2 separate regions of the Homo sapiens genome follow, and region 2 is linked to region 1. A link is a contact called in ENCODE Hi-C or POLR2A ChIA-PET data. All regions are on one chromosome and are shown on one strand. Each heading gives the region's core, a stretch centred on a gene start or an enhancer-like site at or near the end of the contact. The rest is flanking DNA. Distances are from core to core; before and after follow the strand shown.

Evidence for each region. A loop is a pair of places that touch in the nucleus more often than their neighbours do. ChIA-PET counts read pairs that join two places held with the same protein, here RNA polymerase II (POLR2A). Pooled maps may share reads with other maps.
Region 2: POLR2A ChIA-PET joins it to region 1 with 16 read pairs in AG04449. The contact joins two enhancer-like sites. A Hi-C loop is called at or near these places in 1 of 50 pooled maps. POLR2A ChIA-PET finds 5 or more read pairs at or near these places in 4 of 52 experiments (AG04449, GM10248, WTC11 and 1 more).

Annotation. Positions count from the first base shown.
Region 1 is chr1:201,601,022-201,604,790 of GRCh38, forward strand. All of the region lies in intron 2 of NAV1 (neuron navigator 1), which reads left to right. The region is part of intron 1 of LOC124904482 (a long non-coding RNA gene); the gene reads right to left. Among named protein-coding and RNA genes, the nearest start is that of NAV1, 64 kb to the left of the region's middle. Within about 2 kb of position 2,001, at least 3 of the 41 ENCODE cell types and tissues checked have a DNase peak (open chromatin) inside an H3K27ac peak, as active enhancers do.
Region 2 is chr1:201,711,744-201,715,512 of GRCh38, forward strand. NAV1 (neuron navigator 1) reads left to right here. Exons shown (of 34, transcript NM_001389617.1): 6 at 1,074-1,176. The region is part of intron 2 of IPO9-AS1 (IPO9 antisense RNA 1); the gene reads right to left. Among named protein-coding and RNA genes, the nearest start is that of MIR5191, 5.9 kb to the right of the region's middle. RefSeq lists enhancers at 1,186-1,874, 1,718-2,012. Within about 2 kb of position 1,853, at least 35 of the 41 ENCODE cell types and tissues checked have a DNase peak (open chromatin) inside an H3K27ac peak, as active enhancers do.

The DNA of each region.
Region 1 (3,769 bases), core at 751-3,250:
AGACAGACTTATGGCAGCCATAGCAGTCACCCGTCTCATCTAGCTCCAGGGAGCTACTCAGCTGGAGGAGTCTTCAGACTTATTTCAGCTGGGGACCACATAATTTACCTCAGCTCTAACATGGATAGCTGCTGTTGTCTGCATGTTTGTGTCTCTTCAACAATCATGTTGGAATCCTGGCTGGGTGTAGTGGCTCATGCCTGTAATCCCAGCACTTTGGGAGGCTGAGGCAGGAGGATCACTTGAGTCCAGGAGTTCAAAACCAGCTTGAGCAACACAGTGAGATCCTGACTCTATCACACACACAAAAAATTAGCTGGGCTTGGTGGCATGCACCTGTAGTCCCAGTTACTTGGGAGACTAAGGTGGGAGGATCGCTTGAGCCTGGGAGGTTGAGGCTGCAGTGAGCTGTGATCACACCACTGTACCCCAGCCTCGGTGAGGGAGTGAGACCTTGTCTAAAAAAAATATTCTAACCTCCAGGGTGATGGTATTAGACAGTGGGACCTTTAGGGGTGATTTGGTCATGAGGGCAGAGCCTTCTTTGTGAATGGGATTAGGGCCCTTATAAAAGAGACCTTAGAGAGACTCTTCACTCTTTCCAACGTGTGAGGACAGGGCAGGAAGGTGCCATATATGAACCAGAAAGCAGGTGCTCACCAGACACTGCATCTCCTGGCACCTTGAATTTGGGCTTCCACCCTGTGGAACTTTGTGAGAAGTATATTTCTATTGTTAAAAGCCACCCAGTCTGCAAAATTTTGTTAAAGCAGCTAGAACAGACTAAGAGAAGGGCCAATATTTAAAAGAGTTGAACTTGAAGCTAGATAAAGCAGGAGAGTCCCCTAGCCCAGCATCCCTTTCTACTCCCTCATGGCAGCCTCAGTGGTGGTGTCGAGGAGGGGATCCACAGGCCCTTTGGAAACCTCTGAGTTCCAGCCAGCTCAGGTTATCAGCTGCCCCCTCTCTGGAGCACCTCAGGATGGGTTCCGCAGGTATATTTCCCATACCCACCCTTCCACTGACCCACCAGAGAGAATGGTTTTTCAAAAGTCCACCTTTTAAGGGTCTAAAATGAAAAAAAACACCAATCCAATTAGAACATGCCACCAGCATCAGAGGACTTCTTTCTCCACCAAATCACTGTCAAGGCCACCTCCTAAAGTCTTTCCTAAGTCTTTCTTGCTGCTGCAGTTTCAAGCTCTTTTCTTTATGTTTCTTCCCAGGGCAGGAGAAAAAGAATTGGACCCCACTGGGCCTAAAAAACTCCTTGTTCTTAAAGTTGCAATTCGGTTCTTCTCTAAGTTTTTTTGTTTTTGTTTTTGTTTTTTCTTTTTTGAGATGGAGTCTCGTTCTGTCACCCAGGCGGGAGTACAGTGGCGCGGTCTCGGCTCACTGGAACCTCTGCCTCCCAAGTTCAACAATTCTCATACCTCACCCTCCTGAGTAGCTGAGATTACAGGTGTGTGCCACCAGGCTGGCTAATTTGTTTTGTGTTTTTAGTAGAGACAGGGTTCCACCGTGTTGGCCAGGCTGGCCTCAAACTCCTGACCATCTCAGCCTCCCAAAGTGCTGGGTTTACAGGCTTGAGCCACTGCACCTAGACTTAAGCTATGTTTTTTTTTTTTGGTTTTTTTTTTTTTTGGTTTTTTTTTTACCATGAGCTCATCCAGAGTTCTTCAGCCTTGGGCCACAGAGCCAGGCCTTCTGCACCCCTTGAGAGCTGCTCTTGGCTGGGGCATGCTCCAGGGGGACAGGGCTGGAAACCAGCTACCCCTCAGCTCCTACTCACACTCCTGCTGACTTTCACCAGTCCCCCTCAGCCCCCTCACCCAGCCTCCCCATCCTGACAAGCCTGGCTCAGGCCAAGCAGAAATGGTAGCAGCATTCCTCTGATGCTGTTGGTATTATTGGAAAAGTCAGCTTCAAAACCACAGAGGGATTTAGAGTACTGGGGGCGAGAGCTCGGGAAGGAGTGTAGACAGTGAGACAGCTGAATTAAACAGTGTCGGTGTGAGTCACTGCTCTCCTGCCTGCCGCCCCAGTCCTGGCGTGAACCTAGAAGCTGGTGAGACAGTTATCTTCTCAGTGAGTTAAATTGCTCTCTGAGTACAGAACCAGGGAGACTGGACTGAAAATTACAGCAGGAAAGGTTTAGGCTAGACATCAAAAATAATTCTCTGAACTTCATGGGTCCCAAAAGATTTTACGGTTTCCTGGGAGGCATCCAGTATTTTGCCAAAGCTCCACCTGCCTGCAGTAACTCAAGTCAATCCTGCCACCTTAAGTATCTCTTCTATGACTTGGTGACTCTCATGTTCTGAAAGGACCTCATATAGTCTCAACATGGAATTGCTGCATCACTGTAAAATTTACAGGAATGGTTGTTGTACGTTTTCATCTGTAACTAGGGTCAGGACACCCTACTGCCCTTTGCTTCTGGTAACAGAAGTCATGACTTTGGCAAAATTAATTTGCCTGAAAATTAGCCTGGAGGATGTCCCTTTGCTTTGTCTTCCACATGCCTGCATTTTCTTTCACTGTCTTCTACATGGTCACGTAGAATTGGGGTGCTTGGAAGGGCATCCAGGTATCACTGAACCCTTCCCTTCCTTGAAGGTGGAAAGTAGCCCCACTCCAGACAGTAGGCCAGGCAGGGAGTTGGGATGGGAGTATTCAGCATTTAGGACATCTACCGGGTCAGTGAGGGAGAGATTGTTATCCCCATTTTACAGATGAGCAACTGAGACTTAGGTTAATCATTTGCCCATGGCTCATAGAGAGTAGGTGCATTACTCTGGATGGAAGCCAGGTCTTTGGGCATCGGGAACAAGGTTCTTTCCATTTCATCGCATAGCCTTTCAATTCTAGTCATAATAATGGTGATTAAGATAAAAACAAATGGTTGGTCACAGAAGGCCAACAAAAATAACCGTGTGATTGAGCACTTCCTGAGCTCCCACTCTGTGCCTGAGCTCATCACTTCATCTCATTTTTCCTTGAAACAACCCTGTAAGATACATGCTGCTATTCTCATTTTGTTTATTTATTTTGAGATAGGGTCTCGCTTTGTCACCAGGCTGGAGTGCAGTGGCACGATCACTGCTCACTGCAGCCCTGACTTCCCAGGCTCAAGGATCCTCTCACCTCAGCCTCCCGAGTAGCTGTGACTAAAGGCATGTGGCACCACGCCTAGCTAATTTTTAATTTTTTTGTAGAGGTGGTGATCTTGTTATGTTGCCCAGGCTGGTCTCGAATTCCTGGACTCAAGTCATCCTCCTGCATTGGCCTCCTAAAGTGCTGGGATTACAGGTGTGAGCCACCGTGCCTGGCTACTATTCCTATTTTATAGATAAGAAAACTGAAGCTCATGGGCCGGGTGTACAACGGCTCACGCCTGTAATCCTAACACTTTGGGAGGCCGAGGTGGATAGTAGATCATTTGAAGTCAGGAGTTCGAGACAAGCCTAGCCAACATGGTGAAACCCCATCTCTACTAAAAATACAAAAATTAGCCGGGCATGCTAGCACGCACCTATAATCCCAGCTACTCGGGAGGCTGAGGTGGTAGAATCGCTTGAACCTGGGAGGCGGAGGTTGCAGTGAGCCGAGATCGTGCCACTGCACTCCAGCCTGGGTGAAGAGCAAGACTCTGTCAGAAAAAAAAAAAAAAGAAGAAGAAAGAAAGAGAAAGGAAAGAAAGAGAAAGAAAGAAAGAAAGAAAGAGAGAGAGAGAGAAATAAAGGAAAAGAAAGAAAAGAAAAGAAGG
Region 2 (3,769 bases), core at 603-3,102, 110 kb after region 1:
CCAAAATGAAAGATAAGCCATGGGGCAGGGCCAGCTTCTCTTCATTATACTGTCCTTAGGGCCCAGGGTGGTGCCTGATGTGAAGTAAGTGCTTGATAAAGATTCATTGGATGAACTGAAGGAAGGAAGAACATTCTTTGAGTTCCTTCATGCTCAAGCACCTCTCAGTCATTTGGACGTTATTTTCACCCTGTTTGCTGTTGTAGATTCTCATCCGTCCAGGCTAATATCTGGACACCAGGGTTGAATACAATGGCTCTTGGTGATTTGGGATTCTGAGGATTGGGCCACACCCATGCATCCTTCTCACTCAGGATTGCACCACTTGTGTGGGGACTGCCCAGAGCTCACTTCAAGCTCCAGAAAATGACTGCTCATCCCTTCCACCTCCCACCAGCCACCTCACCTTTAGGAGACTATATCTGAACTAACTTCCTGGGACCCCATAGAGCAACCCCAGATATTACCAGTCAGTGCCTGGGTTTAGGTGTACTGAAGCCAGCTTGTACCAGTTCCCCAGAGCCAATTGTTAGCCCCTCTTCCTAACTCTGTGGTCAGTGACATCAGATTGGTAGATTGAAAGTGGCCATGATAGGAGGCTTTATACCAGGGAAATTGGCAAACACCACACATCGGTGTCCCCTTCCTCCGAAAGCCAGTTGTTAAACATTTACCAGCACAACCCTGGATAGGGGGTTTCAGGCAGATGTTCCAGCTCATCTCAACCACGAGAAATCTTGCCCAGGACCTCTGCTATGAGAAGCAGGGCCTCCCCAAAACAAAGCCAGAGGTAGAGGCAGTTCCTTGGGGGCTCTGAAAGGAGTGCACAGACACAGAAAGCCATGCCTGTACCCCCTGCCAGGATCTGGGGTTCAGAGGGCTCAATGGCACATGTCCAGGGCCTTTGAGAGGGCCCATTCTGTTGGTTGTCTTTGGGAAAGGGAGGAGGAAGGTGACTATCATGGCCCAGGGACTAGCCTCCTGGGGACACTGTCAATCTCCACTTCCTGACCCCCAGGATCCCAGCATTAAGTTCTCTTCACTCACCCAGCTCTTCCTTCTCTCCCTACCAGACCCAGAGTCCCAGAGAAAGAGGACAGTGCAGAATGTCCTGGATCTCCGGCAGAACCTGGAAGAGACCATGTCCAGCCTGCGAGGGTCCCAGGTGACTCACAGGTAAGCTCGAGCTGCAGAGAGGGTCATGCCCTCTGCCTTCCTGGCTCTCCACCCCATTCTGGAGGGCAGGGCCCCCGGGTCCCTCCACACCTCTGCCAGGTCAGCCAGGTGGCCTGATGCGTGGAGCCACTGCAGAAGGAGGAGGAAATCCATTTATCTCAACAAGAGAAGCTTGGCTTTGTCTTCTGTCTGCTTGTGCCTGAACATTTCATTTCATTTCAGCAAATCAGCTTGAAAATCACTAGCTTAGGAGCCAGGAAGTGGAAGCCATTACACAGCTCAATGTGTGATCTTTGATAGTCAGTCTCCTTCATTAGACCTCTGTCTCCTCAATCTGTCAAGAGAAGGTTTACTAAATGCTCTCTTCCTGTTCCTAAGTCTCCATTAAACTAGGGGTCTAGAATCAATTCCCTTCTCAACACCTGGGTCTTTTCACTCTTGTGTCAGTTAGGTGCCCCCTGGCCTCTTCTACGAGCCACTGAGGGAGGCTTGAGTGCTCAACAGGGCCCACACAGTGTCACCCAGCTCCATGCCCTGTTAGGTGTGTCCCCCTAGCCCACTCCCTGCAGAGACCTCATAGCCTCCAGCTGCATGGGGCACTCAGCCTTCCCACGGCACCTCTCTCTGGAGCAAAGTCCTGGCCACAGGCTCTGCTGTGACTCAGAATTTCCCTTGCTGGCTCCTTGGACTGCCCAGATGAGCTCATGCTGTCAGCTCCAAGTGGGGCAGAGGGCTGGGCTAAGCTCTGGGGACAGCGGGAGGCAGAACAGACAGCCAGATTGGGAAATCATGGGGGGTGTGGGGCAGGAAGGCTGTGTGAGGGCTAGGAAGCCTCCCCAGTTAGACTGGAAGTAGATTCCTCTCCAACTCCTGGGGCTGGAAAATTAAGAGCAAAGTTGGGACACAGGGGCAGTGGAAAAGGACTTTCTTTAGCCCAGGGTGTGGCCATTTGGGATTCTGAGGATGGGACCACACCCATGGACATATTTACATACCACCAATGACAAAGAACTCATTACCTTTCTTTTTTTATTTTTAACATAGGCTTTTTAAAAATATTTTGTTATTATTTTTAAAGACCGAGTCTCATTCTGTCGCCCACTGCCTCAGCCTCCCGAGTAGCTGGGATTACAGCTGTGTGCCATCACGCCCAGCTAATTTTTGTATTTTTAGTAGAGATGGGGTTTCACCATGTTGGCCAGGCCAGTCTCAAACTCCTGGCCTCAAGTGATCCACACGCCTTGGCCTCCCAAAGTGCTGGGATTACAGGCGTGAGCCACCGCGCCCGGCCAACTCACTACCTTTCAGTCACCCCGGTGCATTGTGGGATTGCAGCAACTCTGATGTGGAACTGCACTTAGTCTTAAGTAGCTTTCAGCCGTTGGCTGTAGTTCTTCCTGCTTAGATGACCCTTCTCCTTCTCCTTCCTTGTACTACTCCTCCCCCTATCCCCAGCCCATGCCCGCATCTTGGACACTCAGCCCTTTACTCCCAGACATCTCGAGTATTTTAAATGGTAAGATAAATCAAAACTCTCTGGGGATTACCTCTGCTCAGGCCAGCAGAACCCTGACTACTGAAAGGGAGGTGACCAAGGAAGTCCTGGAAAAAGGTGGATGGTGGGGGCTCCAGGACCCCCTTACATCTGTCCCTTACTGCCATCCCTCATAGCCCCAAGCCCCCAGCAGGAGCCCAAGTGAAGCAGGGATCTGGCAGAGCTTGGCTTATCAGTTTAGGACCCAGCGGATGAAATCTTGGACATCTGCCTTCCCCCATCCAAGGAAATTGTTGGAACATCTCTCAGCACCAAGTCACCCACCAGCCTCATGCCAAAGACACCAGAAAGTGCTTAGTTGCTGAGAGGGCCACACCCCAAATGACTCACTCACAGGAGTAGGAGAGAAGTAGCAGCTCCAGCCTCCTGGTGCCACTGACTCAGAGCAGCCAGCCCCCAGTCCCTCCGTTAAGCCGGACAGCTTGACCCTAGGCAGGCGCTATTGGTTTTCTGCTTCTAGTGGGAAAGGGGAGGCTTCAATCAAGCCTTTTGCATAATGCTGACTGGTTTAGGGGGAGCGTCTAGGGCCTCTGGCTTCTGCCTCCCTTTATAGGAAAGGAACCAAGAGCCCCGGAGCTGGTTTTTCTGTTTACTGTGGACCTAGAGCCACTTCCTCTCATAGGCTTTGGTTTATATTATTCCTGTTCCACACTGGTAGCCAAAACAATGATTCCCTGACTTTTTATGGCTCTTTTTTTTTTTTTTTTGAGACAGAGTCTCACTGTCTCCCAGGCTGGAGTGCCTTGGCATGATCTCAGCTCACTGCAACCTCTGTCTCCCAGGTCAAGCGATTCTTCTGCCTCAGCCTCTGAAGTAGCTGGGACTACAGGTGCGTGCCACCACACCGGCTAATTTTTGTATTTTTAGTAGAGATGGGGTTTCACCATGTTGGCCAGGCTGGTCTAGAACTCCTGACCTCAGGTAATCCACCCACTTCGGCCACCCAAAGTGCTGGGATTACAGGTGTGAGCCACCACGCCCTGCCGGCTCTTTTACTTTTTAAAGGGCTTTCTATCAATGAGCCCTTCCCTTAGCCCT